Regions from separate parts of the Homo sapiens genome. Here regions 1, 2 and 3 are each linked to region 4. A link is a contact called in ENCODE Hi-C or POLR2A ChIA-PET data. All regions are on one chromosome and are shown on one strand. The core of a region is the stretch at or near the end of the contact, and the rest is flanking DNA. Distances in the headings are between cores, read along the strand shown.

Region 1 (4,457 bases), core at 242-2,741, 360 kb after region 4:
ATACAAAAATTAGCCAGGTGTGGTAGCTGGCACCTGTAAACCCAGCTACTCGGGAGGCTGAGGCAGGAGAATCGCTTGAACCTGGGAGGCAGACGTTGCAGTGAGCCGAGATCAAGCCACTGCACTCCAGCCTGGGCAACAGAGTGAGACTCTGTCTCAAAATAAGTAAATAAATAGATTCAATGTTCTAGGCTATTACATTGTTTTCTTTTGACGCTGTTTGAGATAAAGGCTCTGCCTGCCCTTTCCTCTAGTCTAGGTCATTTATAGCACAGCCTGAGGGCAGAATTCAGGGTGTCATCCTGCCTAGCTGTCTATACAGGCTACCCTTAGGCAATGAACTCATTTGAAACATGAGGTTGCCTGTGTGTCTCAGCTTCTGTTAGCCCCAGTGCTGACACAGGTCAGAGAGGAATCGGGGCGTGGCGCGGTGGCTCCCAACACTGTAATCCCAACACTTTGGGAGGGCAAGACAAGCAGATCACTTGAGGCCAGGAGCTCAAGACCAGCCTGGCCAACAAGCGAAAACCCTGTCTCTACTAAAAATACAAAAGTTACCCAGGCCCGACTACTTGGGAGGCTGAGGCACGAGAATCACTTGAACCGGGGAGGTGGATGTCGCAGTGAGCCAAGATTGCGCCACTGCACTCCAGCCTGGGAAACAGAATGAGACTCTGTCTCAAAAAAAAAAAAAAAAGGAAAAAAAAAGGAAAAAGGCCAGGCGCAGTGGCTCACATCTGTAATCCCAGCACTCTGGGAGGCTGACGCAGGCGGATCACCTGAGGTCAGGAGCTGAAGACCAGCCTGGCCAACATGGTGAAACCCTGTCTCTACTAAAAAGACAAAAATTAGCTGGGTGTGGTGGCGGGCACCTGTAATCCCAGCTACTAGGGAGGCTGAGGCAGAATCGCTTGAACCCAGGAAGCAGAGGTTGCAGTAAGCAGAGATCGTGCCACTGCACTCCCAGCCTGGGTGACAGAGCGAGACTCCATCTCAGGAAAAAAAAAAAAAGATTAAGAACCTGGAGCAAAGAAGAAGGGCCTGGGTTATAAAAAGCAGTCAGAATGCAGTGGGGTGAGGCCTGGGAAGAGGAAGGGGTTATACGGAGCACAGATGTTCTTTTAGGAGGTTTGTCTGCAAAGGGAGGGAAGGTCATGGGCAGGTAGGTCAGACTCTAGTGTAGAAGATGACTTCTTGTCATTGAGACTATTATTTCCATATAGAGGAGGCTTGAACACCTTATATGTGGACAGGGAAGAACTGTGGTAACCCCTTAGGTAGGAGGGACCCCGCTTCCTCTTAGACTAGAGGAAGGAGCTAACGGTGGCCGTTTCAGTGTCTGATGGTCGGTGGCCGTTTCAGTGTCTGATGGTAGGAGGAAGAACGGCTGCCTGTGGCCTCGATTCTAGCTGGCTCATAAAGCAATAAGCCGGGAGGGACAGGGGAGGAGAGGAAGTGGGTTCTTGTGAGGCAGGGGAATTTCTGGACTAGCTGTGGTGGCGCCGGGGAGGGGGGTGTGGCCAGGACACAGGAAGGATTTCTAGGCAGAGCAGGGGAATGCCAGTGAGCCCCTGAAATCATTGAGCTCCAAATCCTTGGAGTTCTGTGATCTTTCTGCACTCAACAGTTGGCAGAACCAGGAGGGTGGAGGCTGGGGTCTTGGGGCAGGAGTGAAGCTGCCAGGAAAGTGGCTGAAATGGTAGTGAGGCCCAACGGGGAAGAGAGATGGGGGAGAAAGCCCGGGAGTCCTGAGTCCACAGGTCCTGATAGGGCAAGAGGGACGCAGCAGAAGTAGAAGGGAGAGTGGATGGCATGCAATTTCAGGAAAACAAGTCCAAGGTGCAGCAGCAGGCGTGGGAGGTGGAATTGGGGCAGAGGTGCACAGTGGTGGAACTGGTTGGCAGCAGGGAGACAGGGAGGGATGTGTGATGCTGACACACCCGAGGAGCCGGGGAAACTCCGGCCCTGCTCCAGACTCTGTGGGTGTGTGGTTTGGGGAGAAAGGTTTGGGCAAGTCCCAGAGCTGTAAGGATGCTCGAAGAGGGAGGTGCACAGGGGACACACAGGAAGGTTTCCCTCCCTCCCTTTCTCTTCTCTTTTCTCTTTCTTTTCTTTTCTTTCTTTTTCTTTCTTTCTCTCTCTCTTTTTTTTTTTTTTTTTGACAGGGTCTCACTCTGTCACCCAGGCTGCAGTACAGTGGTACAGTCTCAGCTCACTGCAATCTCTGCCTCCCTGGCTCAAGTGATCCTCCCACCTCAGCCTCCCCAGTAGCTGGGACTACAGGCATGTGTGCAACAACGCACCCTGCTAATTTTTGCATTTTTTGTAGAGACGGGGTTTCACCATGTTACCCAGGCTGGTTATTATTATTATTTTTTTTTGAGATGGAGTTTTGCTCTTGTCACCCAGGCTGGAGTGCAATGGTGTGATCTCAGCTCACTGCAACCTCCGCCTCCCAGTTTCAAGCGATTCTCCTGCCTTGGCCTCCTGAATAGCTGGGATTACAGGCATGTGCCACCACGCTCAGCTAATTTCGTATTTTTTGTAGAGACAGGGTTTCACCATGTTGGTCAGGCCGGTCTCGAACTCCTGACCTCAAGTGATCCACCCACCTCGGCCTCCCAAAGTGCTGGGATTACAGGCGTGAGCCACCACACCCGGCCGTCCAGGCTGGTCTTGAACTCCTGGACTCAAGTAATCCACCAGCCTCAGCCTCCCAAAAGTTCTGAGATTACAGGCATGAGCCACTGTGCCCAGCCTCTTTTCTTTTTCTTTAGAAACAGGGTCTCATTTTGTCACCCAGGTTGGAGTGCAGTGGCATGATCATAGCTCACTGCAGCATCGAACTCCTGCCTCAAGCCATCCTCCTGCCTCAGCCTCCCAAGTAGCTGGGACTACAAGCACAAGCCACCACACCCCACTAATATTTTCATTTTTGTAGAGATGGCGTCTCTCTGCGTTGCCCAGGTTGGTCTCAAACTCCTGGGTTCAAGTGATCCTCCCACCTCAGCCTCCGAACATGCTAGATTAGTGAGCTCCTGAGCCCAGCCACACAAGGAAGGTTTCTGAGGGCAAAGTGCAGGGGTGCAGTGAGAGAAAAGCAGAAGGCAGAGGATGCATGGCAAGGGCTTGTGGGCAGCTGCTTGCTGTTTGCTGTGGTCCAGTGCCCTTCAGCCTGGGCATGCTCCGAGGGCCTCTGGAGTAGGCCTGGGAAAGGCTGTGCCCCACACCTTAGTTCCAGAACAGGGGGCCCTCGGGCCTTTGGATGGCGCCAGCGGGTGTCAGGTCCATGGGTTTTATCACACACCAGCATGTCTTCACCTGTTGGTCTTCTTAGCTAGCTCTTAGGCAAACATTTGAGAAGGGTGACCTCTCACCTGTCCTCAGTACTGTCAGTCTGGCCACAGGGCAGGATTCACATCTGATCAACCTTTGTGTCCCCATAGAGCTTTGGGCCTGGCACAGGAAGGTTTATGGTTTTATTTCTACTTATTTATTATTTTGTAGAGACAGGCTCTTGCTACATTTCCCAGGCTGGTCTTGAACTCCTGGGCTCAAGCGATCCTCCCTCCCTAGCCTCTCAAAGTGCTGGGATTACAGGTGTGAGCAACCACACCTGGACTTTTTTTTCCTTTTTTTTTTTTTTGAAACAGGGTCTCACTCTGTCATCCAGGCTGGAGTGCAGTAGAGCAATCTTGGCTCACTGTAACCTTGAACTCCTGGACTCAAGCAATCCTGCCACCTCAGCGTCTCAAGTAACTGGGACTACAAGCCTGTGCCACCACACCTGGATAACTTTTTAATTTTTGTAAAGATGGGGTCTCACTATGTTGCCCAGGTTGGTCTTAAACTCCTGATCTCAAGCAGTCCTCCTTCCTTGGCATCCCAAATTGCTGAGATTACAGGCATGAGCCACCACACTTGGTTTTCACAGGGAGGTTTAAAGCAGCCACAGGGTGCCCCCTCTGCCCAGGCCAGAGGTCAGGGTGGACAGAGCACAGTCAGCCAGGATGCTCTCCTCCCACCTCCTCATCTTTGATTCGAGTTCCCTCCGTGAATGACGAGCGTGTATGACTTAGATAATCAAGACAGGCCGGGCGCGGTGGCTCACGCTTGTAATCCCAGCACTTTGGGAAGCTGAGGCAGGTGGATCATGAGGTCAGGAGCTCAAGACCAGCCTGGCCAAGATGGTGAAACCCTGTCTCTACTAAAAATACAAAACTTAGCCAGGCACAGTGGCAGGCGCCTGTAATCCCAGCTACTCAGGAGGCCAAGGCAGGAGAATCGCTTGAACCTGGGAGGCGGAGGTTGCAGTGAGCTGAGATCACGCCACTGCACTCCAGGCTGGGTGACAGAGTGAGAGAGTGAGACTCCGTCTCACAAAAAATAAGAGAAAATCAAGACAAACTTTTTCTTTTTCTTTTTTTTTTTTGAGACGGAGTTTTGCTCTTGTTGCC
Region 2 (4,423 bases), core at 1,215-3,714, 360 kb before region 4:
TCTCAACTTTGTCTCATTGTTCAGAAATTTCGGCCAGGCGCCGTAGCTCACCCCTGTAATCCCAGCACTTTGGGAGGCCATGGCAGGTGGATCACTTGAGGTCAGGAGTTCAAGACCAGCCTGGCCAACACGGTGAAACCCCGTCTCTACTAAAAATACAAAAATTAGCCAGGTGTGGTGGCACATGCCTGTAGTCCCAGCTACTTGGTCAACTCAGGCAGGAGAATCACTTGAACCCAGGAGGCAGAGGTTGCAGTGAGCTGAGATCAAGCCACTCCAGCCTGGGTGACAGACCGAGACTCTGTCTTTAAAAAAAAAGAAATGTCATCTAAGCCCCAGTGAACCTCCTGGGAGGAGAGCTAGCCCTGGCCAGCTGTCTCCAAAGTGACTGGATGCTACAGAAGAACTGGGACTGTCTTCTGCACACTCGTGCCTCCTGGAGTTGTCAGAACACTGAGCAGTCTCCTAGTTCTGCGTCCGTCTAGCCATGGGGTCTGCCATGAAAGCCTGTGGATCTGCTATTGGGTTGGTATTTTAAACTTTCACTTGGGTGAAACTTGTTCATCATTTTAAATAAAGCAACATGATTTGGAGTTGTGTTTTTGGCATTGTTTTGTCCTTATTTTCTTTCTTACTCATTTGAAAGTCAACAATGTACTTTGTCAGCAGAACAGGACTTTAAAAAAATGTATTTACACTTTAAAACAATGGGATGGAGCACAAAATTAAGGCCCTGGGCCAGGAGCATTGATGCACACCTGTAATCCCAGCTGCCCAAGAGGCTAAGGCAGGAGGATCACTTGAGCCCAGGATGTCGAGGCTGCAGAAAGCTATGATCATGCCTGTGAATAGCCACTGCACTCCAGCCTGGGCAACATAGTGAGACCCTGTCTCTTTAAAAAAAAAAAAAGAAAGAAAGACCCTGTCTCTTTAAAAAAAAAAAAAAAAAATTGGCTGGGCGCGGAGGCTCACGCCTGTAATCCCAACACTTTGGGAGGCTGAGGCAGGCAGATTGCCTGAGGTCAGGAGTTCAAGACCAGTCTGGCCAACACGGTGAAACCCTGTCTACTAAAAACAGAAAAAAATTAGCCGGGCATGGTGGTGGGCGCCTGTAATCCCAGCTACTCAGGAGGCTGAGGTGGGAGTTTCGCTTGAACCCGGGAGGTGGAGGTTGCAGTGAGCCGCGATTGCGCCACTGCACTCCAGCCTGGGCAACAGAATAAGACTCCATCTCAAAAGAAAAAAAATAGGCCCATACACTGGCTGAAACTTCCACAGTGGTTAAAAGCTAGTCGCCCGTAGATAAAGCCTATTTCACATTTTATAGTTTATAGGCTCTTTTCATCAACCACCACTAAAAGGAAGTGCATGGCCCGCTTAATATCGTGCAGTGCAGCAGAATTCAGCTCTCCCTGTTGCTGAGGGGTCTCGTTTGTGTATCTTCATTTAAAAAGAAGCACTCCATCTAATATCTGGTTTATATCACAGATCAGCTCAGGCACTGTAATATTCCCAAAAAAGTATTAAAGGCATCCTCAGCAAAAACTGGAACCGTGTTTTTTTTAACATTAGGCCTTATGTTTGGCGTGATACCTGACATGCCCGTCCTGTGTTTATTTAAAATAACTAAAGAGTGGGTGGGGAGTGGTAGGAAAGTATGTTTTTGGTTACAACGTGTTTATCTCAAAATCCACTGTTCAGCAACAGAGGCCTGGGAGGATCTGGAGAAACAAAAACAATAGCCTTCATTTCCTTCATTGTACCCTCCCACCCTGCATGCATTCTGGAATTGTGCAAAGAAGAAAGTCTGGTAAGAGGAATAGCGTTGACCAAGGACCTGCAGCTGAATTTCAGGTCTAGGGGCGGGGGAGCCATGTTACTGTTAACAGGGAGGCCTGTGTTGAAGGCTGCTGGCCTCAGCTCCGAAGGGAGCATTCACTGGCCGGGATCTGGAGATGTCCTCTGTGAAAGTGCATTAAGGCAACCCTGAGGATTAAAAGCAACTCCTGACATGCCTATAAAAACGGCAGTGGCTGAACGTAATCCGGCATTATGATTGCTTTACAAGCCAATCCAGGCTGCCGTTTCCATGAAGCTTCCCGGGTTTGCTTGTCTCTCTGCATTCCCACATTTCCAAAATGCTCTAAGACGAACCGCCGTACTAAGGCCAAAGATGACAACCTAAGGGCACCTCATACAGTATTTCAAATTGAACCTGAGCTAAATTGTGCCCCAAAGCGTCAAGGCTGCCCAGGCCGGGCAGGGGTTGGCCCTCCTGTGCCTCCCAGGTGGTCAGGGCTCTGCCCCCTCAACACCCCCGCCCGCAGCCTGTGCGTCACCCTCCCGGGGCCGGAGGGGGCGGGGGCGGGGCGCGGCGATGGGGGCTCCGCCCCGAGGCGGGGCGCGGCGACCGGGCGCGGCGACGGGGCGCGGCGGGCTCCCTCGGGGTCCCAGCTGGCCCGCACTCGGCGGCCGCGGCGCGATGGAGGCGCCGGCCGAGCTACTGGCCGCGCTGCCTGCGCTGGCCACCGCGCTGGCCCTTCTGCTCGCCTGGCTACTGGTGCGGCGTGGGGCGGCCGCGAGCCCGGAGCCTGCCCGCGCGCCCCCGGAACCCGCGCCCCCGGCCGAGGCCACCGGGGCCCCGGCGCCGTCCCGCCCCTGCGCCCCCGAGCCGGCGGCCTCGCCCGCGGGGCCGGAGGAGCCTGGAGAGCCCGCGGGGCTGGGGGAGCTCGGGGAGCCTGCGGGACCGGGGGAGCCCGAAGGGCCAGGGGATCCCGCGGCGGCGCCAGCGGAGGCGGAGGAGCAGGCGGTGGAGGCGAGGCAGGTACGCACCGGGGCCCTCGCGGCCCCCTCCCCACCCCCGGGGCTCCGGCTGCCGCTGCCGTTCCCCGCCGAGCCAGGGAGCGGGGCCGCGGCCTCCAGCCCAGGCTGCCCCCAGGAAGCGCAGAACCCGCGGCCCGCAGGAAATGCAGGTCCCGCCATGCTAAGCCGCAGCCCCGCAAACTCGCCGCCCTCCCCCAGAAAGTGTGGCGAGGGGCGAGCCCGAAGGAGTTTGTTTGGAGGTGTTTTGCTCTCCCCTCCCCTCGGCCTCTCCCAGCCCAGGGCGTGCTCCGCAGCTGCTGGCTCCCAGGCCTCGGGACCAGGGCTTGGAATTTTGCTCCTCACCCACTTCTGACCCCTCCCGCCCACCGGTTCCCAAATCCACGTGCCTGTGGCTTATTTCCAGGCCTGCCATGAGAGTTATCTTGATGTTTAAAAAGTAGGACTTTCGGGGGGCGAGGGAGGAAAGCTGGCTTTTCTTTTTCAGCCAATTTGAAGTCCAGATTTCAGAGTCAGTGCTGTGGCGTTTTGTGAAGCCCGTGGGCTGGGACTGAAAGAAAAGGCACCCGATCCCAGCAGTCCTTTTTATTGTCGTTTTCAAGCTACACATCTAACACCCTCCTACCCCCACTCCCCCGGGTTGTAGGTAAGCTGGGCCTGGATGGAGTGAAGATGCAGGATAAAGCCCTCCTGGAGCACCAGTGAGCACCCCAAAGCGGCCCTCCCTGCCTCTGCCCCAGGCCTCCCGCCATGCTGTCCATCAGCTCGGCCTTGGCCACCTTGTCCTGCCTGTGGATATCTGAGAGGAGTCGGATTTCCCTCATCCACTCATCCCAGCCCCTACACTGTGTGCCCATGTTCCCTGGAGTTCACCACGCTTGGCCGGTCCAGGCCACCGCCAGGGTCTCCGAGTCGGATTGTAATCCCTTGTTCTTACCCCTGAGCTCCTTTTCTTGGAAGGGAGGAGAGCCGGGATGCGCATTGTCAGCGTGCCTGCGTGTCTGCGTGCCCACTCTGTCCTGTGCTGGACACAATGGTTTACCCTGGAGAGAAGCCCTTCGGGGGAGGAGGAGGCAGCCAGGCTGTGCTCAGAGGCATTTCTCTTTGCTGAGTAAGTGCGCCAGACCCCCTCTGAGCAGGCGCTTTGCTTGACAAGTGGGTGACTAATTGTGTCATTAGAGAGGATTCTAACCAGCCACATTTAATGGGGTGGAGCAGGGGCAGGCCCTGCCGTTCTTGCTTGGGGTGGGCTTCCAGACCTCACGCGGTGATGGTGGAGGGGGCGCGGTTTGGACATGTGCTGATCTGTTGTGTTTGCTCCCATATTTGGGATTCCTGCCTCCATCGAGGTCTCGCGGGAGCAGGAGAGGCCTTTAGACAGTTCTGGAGCCGTCATGCACACTCAGTCAGTCCTGGCCTTACAGGGCTGGCCCTTTATCACCCACACCAGGCTCTGGACTGAAGTGCAAAATGTCCTTTAGCGGCGCCCTGTCTTAGCTCAATCCTGTGGGGCACAGCGCTTAAAGAACTTTCTACAAGGCTTTCGGCTCTCAGCACATGGTACCTACAGGAATAGGTTCAGTGGTGTTTAAATAGGGCCACT
Region 3 (4,414 bases), core at 1,915-4,414, 480 kb after region 4:
TCCCCAGCCTTTCCCATGGAGCCCCCAGGAGCAGATTGCACCGCTCTTTTGGCACTTGGAGTTGCAACAGTCTGAATGTGTGTGTACCCTCAGAATTGATGTGTTGAGATCCTGACCCCTAAGGTGATGGTCCTAGGAGGTGGGGTCTTCAGGTGGGCGGAGCCTCATTCATGGCATGAGTGCCCTTGTCCAAGGGGCCCCAAAGGCTCTCTGGCTGTCTCTTGGCCATGTGAGGACACAGTGGGAAGGCAGCCATCTACAACCCAGGAAGCAGCTCTCACTGGAACCCTGACTGTGCTGTCACCGTGATCGCAGACTTCCAGCCTCCAGAACTGTGAGGAGTGTCTGTTGTGTATAAGCCACCCAGTCTCTGGTGTTCTGGGATAGCAGCCCAGACACACTAAGACAGGGGTTCCTGAGTGCCTGGAGAGCCAGCTCCCTCCCCAAGAGGCTGGGTCCCTCCTTCTTTCTTTCTTCTTTTCTTTTCTTTTTTTTTTTTTTTTTTTTTTGAGATGGAGTCTCGCTGTGTCACCGAGGCTGGAGAGTACAGTGGCACAACCTCTGCCTCCTTGGTTCAAGCGATTCTCCTGCCTCAGACTCCCGAGTAGCTGGGAATACAAGTGTGTGCACCACCACGCCCGGCTAATTTTTTTGTATTTTTAGTAGAGATGGGGTTTCGCCATGTTAACCAGGCTGGTCTGGAACTCGTGACCTCAAGTGATCCGCCCGCCTCAGCCTCCCAAAGTCCTGGGATTCCAGGCGTGAGCCACCACACCCGGCACATTTGTGCTCTTTTGCTTGTGTTTTCTCCTCTTTAGCTCTGAACTCATGAAGTGCCTTCTGAACATTTCTAGTCTGGTCTCAGGGGACCTGAGGGTATTTTCCCACCCCCCAAGCCTAGAGAGCTGGGGAAACAGAGGCAGGAATGCAGACCCGGTGGGAGAGGTGGACAAGGGTTTGGGTGTGGGACAAGCAGCAGTGTGTGCTGAGGTTTAGGGAAGGGCCAGGGTCCTGGAACACAGAGAGGGCCAGGAACACCGGGGGACATGCATGACCTCTAGCACATTTGGGCCTGGGCCTCTCTCCAACATTTCCTTACTTATGCACTGTTATAGGTTGAATCCTGTTCCCTGAAAAAGACGTATTCGGATCCTAACCCCCAGGACCTGTGGCTGTGACCTTATTTGGAAATAGAGTATTTTCAGATGTGACTGAGTTAAGATGAGGGCATACTGGAGTAGAGCGTGCCCTAATCCAACAACTGGTGTCCTGATAAGAGGAAATGGGCACCGGGCACAGTGGCTCACGCCTGTAATCCTAGCACTTTGGGAGGCTGAGGCAGGCAGATTACTCGAGCCCAGCAGTTTGAGTGGGCAACAGAGCAAGACTCCCTAAAAAAAAAAAAAAAAAGGACATTTGAACACAGACACAGAGAAAAGGCAAATGACAACAGAGACTGATATTAGAGCGCATCTTACAGCTACAAGCCAAGGAACGCCAAGAATTGCCAGCCAGTACCAGAAGCTGGGACAGACGCCCAGGACAGAGTCTCCCTCAGATCCTGCAGAAGGAAGCCACGCTGCAGCACCTTACTGAAACACAGCATTTCTTTCTATTCCAAATGGAGAGAATACACCAGAGTGGTATGAGCAGTTACCTGTGACTTTGTCACTAACCAAAATTACAGATATCTCTGGGTGCGGTGGCTCATGTCTGTAATCCCAGCACTTTGGGAGGCCGAGGCGGGTGGATCACCTGAAGTCAGCAGTTCGAGACCAGCTTGGCCAACATGGTGAAACCCCGTCTCTACTAAAAATACAAAAATTAGCCAAATGTGGTGGCGGGCGCCTGTAATCCCAGCTACTCAAGAGTCCGAGGAGGGAGAATCGCTTGAACCCAGGAGACAGAGGTTGCAGTGAGCTGAGATTGCGCCACTGCACTCCAGCCTGGGCGACAAGAGCGAAACTCCATCTAAAAAAATAAAAATAAAAAAACATTATTTGGAATTTTCAATGCGAAATATGTCTGTTCTCCCCAGCTTGTTAATTTATTATTTATTTATATCGGCATGGACTCATAGATGTTTATTTTACACTTTGGGTTATAATCAGTGCTACTTTACTTATTTTGTTGTCATTCTGGTGTAGTGTTTTAACTTAACATTATTGAGATATAACTCATACAATAAAACGCACCACTTTAAGTGCATAATTAGATGAGCTTTAAATACTTCCAGTTGGGGAACCCCCAACCCCACCACAGGTGTCCCCAGTGTCCAGGGGCCAGAACTACATTCCTCAGACAAGGGACTTAGGGAATGACGTCAACTTCCCATTTCAGGTCTAGAAAAGTCCAAGTTCCCTACTTGGGGTAAAGAGTCGCTAAAGGAGCTGGGCGCTGTGGCTCACGCCTGTAATCCCAGCACTTTGGGAGGCCGAGGCAGGTGGATCACCTGAGGTCACGAGTTCAAGACCAGCCTGGACAAGGTGAAACTCCGTCTCTACAAAAAAATACAAAAATTTGCCTGGTGTGGTGGCAAGCGCCTATAATTCCAGCTACTTGGGAGGCTAAGGCAGGAGAATCACTTGAATCCGGGAGGCGGAGGTTGCAGTGAGCCGAGATAGCGCCCCTGCACTCCAGCCTGGGCGACAAGAGAGGAACTCTGTCTCAAAAAAAAAAAAAAAAAGAGTCGCTAAGGGGCAAAAACATATGTACATCAGCAGTTATTTTTCTCTGCAGTCAGCAGCTCAGGAACTTTGCTAAGGGTGCCAGGGAGGGGTCGAGCGCAAAGGTGCAGGCATGACACAGCTAGACGCGCCCAGCCCCTGCGGAGCGCTGGCCTGGCCCAGAAGGACCAGAGGGATGGAGGCTGAGTCCTTCCCATTCCTTCCACTGTACCTCTCGCGTTCTCCGCCCGCGCTCACTCAGTTTCACACCCTTTCAGCAGCGCCCTTCCTTAGGACCACGCGGACTCCCCTGGGGGTCGCGCGGGCTCGGAGGCCTCCCTGCGTTGTCTGGGCGGGGACTGGGAGTCCGCGGGCCCGCAGGCGGGCGGTGCTGCGGGGCGGGCCGAGCTGGGGGCGGGCGGGGGCCGGAGCCCTGGCCTAGGTCCCAGGGGGAGGTGCCGCGGCGCGAACGGCCCGGGTCCCTCCCAGGCCGGAGCACAATCGGCGGCGCCCTGGGCGGCCGCGGAGTCATGGACGGCAGTGGACCCTTCAGCTGCCCCATCTGCCTAGAGCCACTCCGGGAGCCGGTGACGCTGCCCTGCGGCCACAACTTCTGTCTCGCCTGCCTGGGCGCGCTCTGGCCGCATCGTGGCGCGAGTGGAGCCGGCGGACCCGGAGGCGCGGCCCGCTGCCCGCTGTGCCAGGAGCCCTTCCCCGACGGCCTTCAGCTCCGCAAGAACCACACGCTGTCCGAGCTGCTGCAGCTCCGCCAGGGCTCGGGCCCCGGGTCCGGCCCCGGCCCGGCCCCTGCCCTGGCCCCGGAGCCCTCGGCACCCAGCGCGCTGCCCAGTGTCCCGGAGCCGTCGGCCCCCTGCGCTCCCGAGCCGTGGCCCGCGGGCGAAGAGCCAGTGCGCTGCGACGCGTGCCCCGAGGGCGCGGCCCTGCCCGCCGCGCTGTCCTGCCTCTCCTGCCTCGCCTCCTTTTGCCCCGCGCACCTGGGCCCGCACGAGCGCAGCCCCGCCCTCCGCGGACACCGCCTGGTGCCGCCGCTGCGCCGGCTAGAGGAGAGCCTGTGCCCGCGCCACCTACGGCCGCTCGAGCGCTACTGCCGCGCGGAGCGCGTGTGTCTGTGCGAGGCCTGCGCCGCACAGGAGCACCGCGGCCACGAGCTGGTGCCGCTGGAGCAGGAGCGCGCGCTTCAGGAGGTGGGCTCCGGGGGCACACTCGGGTGAGCCGGGGCTGGTGACCGACCGCGCGCGAGCGGGCCGAGGACCTTGGACCCCCCAGTCTTCCCGGGTTGGGTCTTAATCTCCTCCTCTAACCTGAGGATCTTTGCGGTCCCTTCCAGCCTTGACAAGGTCATCTGCTGGCGGTGATGGAGATGGGAAGGGAGGAAGGAGGGACGTGAGAACAGGACAAGGACGCGAAGAGCGGGCAGGGGACCTGAAGCCGGGCCGGGGTCTATGGGGGTGTAGGCGGGAGGGAGCCGGGTTAGGCCCGCGGGGTTCCGGTAGCGTGGCTGCTGCTCCCGCCCGGAGGGTCACGCCGGTCTCAGCTCAGATTTGCCCTGGGCTGAGGCAGCAGCTTTCGATGGGTGTGGCAGGCGGCAGGAGGGCGGCAGAGGGCGACCGGGCACACAGATTCTCTGTCCAGCTGTTCCGGGGGCCAGTGGTGGGAGCATGTGAGCCGCGGCCTCTACCTCCCGCCCCCAGTTTCCTTTGGCCTCCAGCCCGGTCTTGGCGCCTCTG
Region 4 (4,415 bases), core at 1,499-3,998:
CTCCTGCCCCAGCCTCCCGAGTAGCTGGGACCACAGGCGCGCCACCACCCCCGGCTAATTTTTGTATTTTTAGTAGAGATGGGGTTTAAGCATGTTGACCAGGATGGTCTCAATCTCCTGACCTCGTGATCTGCCCACCTCGGCCACCCAAAGTGCTGGGATTGCAGGCGTGAGCCACCGTGCCCAACCTGTTTTTTTTTTTTTTTTTTTTTTTTGAGAGGAGGTCTCACTCTGTTGCCCAGGCTGGCACAATCTCGGCTCACTACAACCTCCGCCTCCCAGGTTCAAGCGATTCTCCTGCCTTAGCCTCCCAAGTAACTGGGATTACAGTTGCCTGCCACCACACCTGGCTAATTGTGTGTGTGTGTGTGTGTGTGTGTGTGTGTGTGTGTATGAGAGAGAGATGGAGTCTTGCTGTGTTGCCCAGGATGGAGTGCAGTGGCCTGATCTCAGCTCACTGCAACCTCCGCCTCCCGAGCTCAAGCGGTTCTCCTGCCTCAGCCTCTTGAGTAGGTGGGATTACAGGTGTGTGCCACCGCGCCACCACATCTGGCTGATTTTTTTTTTTTTTTTTTGAGACAGAGTCGCGCCCTCGCCCGGTCGTCCAGGCTGGAGTTCAGTGGCACAATGTCAGCTCACTGCAAGCTCCGCCTCCCGGGTTCACGCCATTCTCCTGCCTCAGCCTCCCGAGTAGCTGGGACTACAGGCGCCCGCCACTGCGCCCGGCTAATTTTTTGTATTTTTAGTAGAGATGGGGTTTCACCGTGTTAGCCAGGATGGTCTCGATCTCCTGACCTTGTGATCCGCCCGCCTCAGCCTCTCAAAGTGCTGGGATTACAGGCGTGAGCCACCGCGCCCGGCCACATCTGGCTAATTTTTTGTATTATTAGTAGAGACAGGGTTTCACCATGTTGGCCAGGCTGGTATCGAATTCCTGACCTCGTGATCCACCCACCATAGCCTCCCAAAGTGCTGGGATTACAGGCATGAGCCACCGTGCCCAGCCTAATTTTTGCATTTTTAGTAGAGACAGTGTTTTGCCACCTTGGCCAGGCTTGTCTCAAACTCCTGACCTCAGGTGATCCACCCACCTCAGCCTCCCAAAGTGCTGGGATTAAAGGAGTGAGCCACCACGCTCAGCCAACACCTGGCTAATTTTTGTATTTTTAGTACAGATTGGGTTTCGCCATGTTGCCCAGGCTGGTCTTGAACTCCTGACCTCAAACTATCATCCGCCTCGGCCTCCCAAAGTGCTGGGATTACAGGCATGAGCTACTGCACCTATCCCATTCCCCCTTTTTTTTAAGAAGGTAACAAGGTTTTTGTCAGGGTCTGTGAGCTGGACATGTGTGCAGTGGTTAAATAATTTGGCCTAGGCTGTGCACCCACTGTCCTTTTTTTTTTTTTTTTTTTTTCTAGAGAGCTATTGGAATAGGGGCCAGGCTGCTGCAGGCTCAGGGCAGCTCAACTTCCAAATCCTGTAGCTTCAGACTTGTGGTCCTTCACGACATGCTGAGTCACAATCTACTGCTCCCTCAAGCCCAATGTCACCACAAGCAGAGTCTCTAAAGGACATTCTCAGAAGATGGTACTGTCAATGTGAGAGGCACCTCTCCTCCCCTCGAGTTCTGGTGCAGCTGATAACTAGAGATCTCAAATGCTTCCCTGGGCTTTACTTTCTACTTCAACAAGTACTGATTGCGGGCCTCTGGAGCCCACACACTGCCCTATACACTGGGTAACACGGAGCACTCAGGAATACACGATCTTGGCGGGGCGTGATGGCTGAGGCCTGTAATGTCGGCATTTTGAATGACTGAGGTAGGAGGATGGCTTGAGCCCGGGAGGTAGAGGCTGCAGTGAGCCGTGATCGCGCCACTGCACTCCAGCCTGGGCGGCAGAGGGAGACCCTATTTCAAAAAATAAATAAATAATAATAAAATTAAAAAAAAAAAAAAGGAACTCACGATGTGGCCGTAAAATGGGTTACATCCTAGTTAGGAAAATAGATGTTTGCAAAGGTACATAAATATGCAAGCATCAAAACAATAACAACAACAACAAAAATTTAAAAAATGCAAGCATCTACGTGTGGCACAGTCCCGCGGGCCGGGCGGCTTACTGTGGTTGAGGTCACCAGAAAGACTGTGGAACAGACGCATCGCGAGTGGGTCTCGGAGGGGTGGCGCATATGGAAAGAGGAGAAGGAGGGCTTTTTTGATTGAAAGCGAATACCGGCAAGAGGGCCTTTGGCACGTTCAGGGAACCTTGCCTTACACGCAGACACAGGGTTGGGGATCTGTTCGGAAACGCCTGAAAGATCAGGCTCAGGAGAAGACCACTTTTTGGCCGCTTCAGTACTGCGGTCAACCAGCTGGAAAGAACCCCCGCCCTCTACTTTTCAAATTAATCTCCGGCCGGCGCACGCGCCTCGTGGGGCGGGCGCTGTGCTACCATAGACATGCAGAGCTAGATCGTATACCTCCTCGGAGGCGGACATGTTGGGTCCTGGCCAAAAAGTTGGAAACACCTGGGGCCACTACCGAGGTAGGCTGCTCCTCCCAAGAAAGTGAGACCGAAAGAGCTCCCGTGGAAGCGGTCAAAGCAGGGGCGGGGCGAACCTGTGACATGCCCCTCGGAAGAACAGGCTTTTAGAGAGTCGCCAGGCTCCCTGCCCTCATCCGAGATGGCGGCCTGAGGGCGCTCTAGCCGACGCTCTTCGGATGCCCGGAGGGGGCGGTGGCCTTGCCTCTGGCTCTGAGGCGGCGGCGCCGGGCGCTGCGAAGGCTCGGCCGCTGTAGTCAGTGGTGTGGGGTGCGCAAGGGCACGGACCTCGGAGCTCTCCCCGCTTGCGCCGAGTTTCTCAGCGCCTTCCCCACCCAAACCGGGGTCTCGCAGTCGGAAGCACTCAGAGTGCAGCCCCGCGCGGGGCCGGTCGTAACCGCGCCGCGGGCCGGACGATGCCCAAGAAGCTGCTGCTGTTGCCCCCGCCCTCCGCGTCCTCGGCTTTCCGCGTCCCGCGCGCCCGCCCCGTTCCCCCGCCGGCCATGAACGCCGCTCGCACCGGCTACCGAGTCTTCTCGGCCAACTCCACGGCCGCCTGCACGGAGCTGGCCAAGCGCATCACAGAGTAAGGGGGCGGTGGGAGGGCCGGGCCGGGGGCGGCGGCGCCTAGCTCTCCTTCGCGCCCGGAGGGACCCGCTCCCCTCCACCCGCCCCACCTCCTGCACCTGGGGCGGGAGGCGCGGGCCTTCCCAGCCGGACAAAGCTTGGAGGTGACGGATACCGCCCCCCGCTCCCCGGTTTTGCAGCTGGGAGGCTTGGGGCGGACTCTCGGTGACCTCAGCCCCCCGCCCCGTGACTGGGTCCGCGGCCTGCCTGCCTTTCGTCTCCGCAGTCCCACACCCCGGGGCGGGCCGAGCTTTCTGGAGCCCCGGAGTGCGTGTCTTGGGGAAAGGGGCTCAGGGCTTGGCTTCCTTTCCCACGGCTGGAGTTGACCTGGGAATCTGACCGCCGCCACTCTCAAGTCTCACTGCAGTGAGACCCGCGGGCGTGGTTGTGAGTTGGGGGATCCGACGCGGCAGGTGCGGTCGCAGAGCAAAGGTGTGGGGACTGGCAGTGCGAAGAAGGCAATTCCAGGGAGGCAGATGGGCCGGAGCTGGTGGTAGAAATGACAGGCCTGACCCTGCTTTGTAAATCAGCTTGGGATAAGATCAGTCATTTGTGTCTTTAACCCAACCAAGCCCCTGGTCTTAAGTCGCCTTTGGGGTCTGACAGCTCTGAGATGCCCTCCCAGCCTTGCCACTTACTAGCTCTGTGTCAGTGGGCAAGAGACTTGATTTCCCTGAACCTCATCTGTGAAATGGGCATGGTTGAGAATATTGTATGATCGGGATAATGTAGAAGTAGTATCTGGTTCTAGCAGAGTAGGGGCTCATAGTGGCCCTCTGAATAGTTGTTTACTAAGTGGCCTCTTTTCTTTTTCTTTTTCTTTTCTTTTTTTTTTTTTTTTTTTTTTTGAGACGGAGTCTCGCTCTGTCACCCAGGCTGGAGTGCAGTGGCGAGATCTCGGCTCACTGCAAGCTCCGCCTCCCGGGTTCACGCCATTGTCCTGCCCCAGCCTCCCAAGTAGCTGGGACTACAGGCACCCGCCACCACACCCGGCTCATTTTTTGTATTTTTAGTAGAGACTGGGTTTCACCGTGTTAGCCAGGATGGTTTCGATCTTCTGACCTCGTGATCCGCCCGCCTCGGCCTCCCAAAGTGCTGGGATTACAGGCTTCAGCCACCGCGCCCGGTGAAATGGCCTCTTTTCTAGTTGGCTCTTTTGGAGAATCCCAGAGCTCTGATATAAAGGAGGAGCCTTATATGCCCTTTCTACATACACTTGTTAGAAATCTAAGACATAAAATGAA

Evidence for each region. Hi-C counts contacts between places; a loop is a spot of excess contacts on that map. ChIA-PET counts read pairs that join two places held with the same protein, here RNA polymerase II (POLR2A). Pooled maps may share reads with other maps.
Region 1: a loop to region 4 is called in a pooled map, with 2.6 times the contacts of the local background. The contact joins the enhancer-like site here to the promoter of PRPSAP1 in region 4. A Hi-C loop is called at or near these places in 1 of 50 pooled maps. POLR2A ChIA-PET finds 5 or more read pairs at or near these places in 8 of 52 experiments (A549, GM12878, HEK293 and 4 more).
Region 2: a loop to region 4 is called in a pooled map, with 2.9 times the contacts of the local background. The contact joins the promoter of MXRA7 here to the promoter of PRPSAP1 in region 4. A Hi-C loop is called at or near these places in 2 of 37 single-sample maps with no recorded cell type and 5 of 50 pooled maps. POLR2A ChIA-PET finds 5 or more read pairs at or near these places in 6 of 52 experiments (A673, CD8-positive, alpha-beta memory T cell, HEK293 and 3 more).
Region 3: a loop to region 4 is called in a pooled map, with 4 times the contacts of the local background. The contact joins the promoter of TRIM47 here to the promoter of PRPSAP1 in region 4. A Hi-C loop is called at or near these places in 5 of 50 pooled maps. POLR2A ChIA-PET finds 5 or more read pairs at or near these places in 6 of 52 experiments (GM12878, SK-N-SH, WTC11 and 3 more).

Annotation. Positions count from the first base shown.
Region 1 is chr17:75,994,410-75,998,866 of GRCh38, reverse strand. The region is part of intron 3 of TEN1 (TEN1 subunit of CST complex); the gene reads right to left. The region is part of intron 3 of TEN1-CDK3 (TEN1-CDK3 readthrough (NMD candidate)); the gene reads right to left. LOC124904061 (a long non-coding RNA gene) reads left to right here. Exons shown (of 2, transcript XR_007065911.1): 2 at 1-195. Among named protein-coding and RNA genes, the nearest start is that of CDK3, 4.2 kb to the left of the region's middle. RefSeq lists enhancers at 1,271-1,320, 1,491-1,570. Within about 2 kb of position 1,491, at least 21 of the 41 ENCODE cell types and tissues checked have a DNase peak (open chromatin) inside an H3K27ac peak, as active enhancers do; they include GM12878, where a contact is called at or near this core.
Region 2 is chr17:76,709,006-76,713,428 of GRCh38, reverse strand. It overlaps MXRA7 (matrix remodeling associated 7), which reads left to right and starts at 2,464. Exons shown (of 4, transcript NM_198530.4): 1 at 2,464-2,824. The coding sequence starts at 2,483. It also overlaps a transcript of JMJD6 not described here. RefSeq lists a silencer at 2,233-2,442.
Region 3 is chr17:75,877,331-75,881,744 of GRCh38, reverse strand. TRIM47 (tripartite motif containing 47) reads left to right here and starts at 3,164. Exons shown (of 6, transcript NM_033452.3): 1 at 3,164-3,871. The coding sequence starts at 3,197. It also overlaps a transcript of TRIM65 not described here. RefSeq lists silencers at 2,980-3,329, 3,460-3,839, 3,850-4,029 and enhancers at 2,874-3,789, 3,790-4,414.
Region 4 is chr17:76,352,249-76,356,663 of GRCh38, reverse strand. PRPSAP1 (phosphoribosyl pyrophosphate synthetase associated protein 1) reads left to right here and starts at 2,748. Exons shown (of 10, transcript NM_002766.3): 1 at 2,748-3,130. The coding sequence starts at 2,961. RefSeq lists enhancers at 2,402-2,671, 1,918-2,782, 3,632-3,691 and a silencer at 2,952-3,271.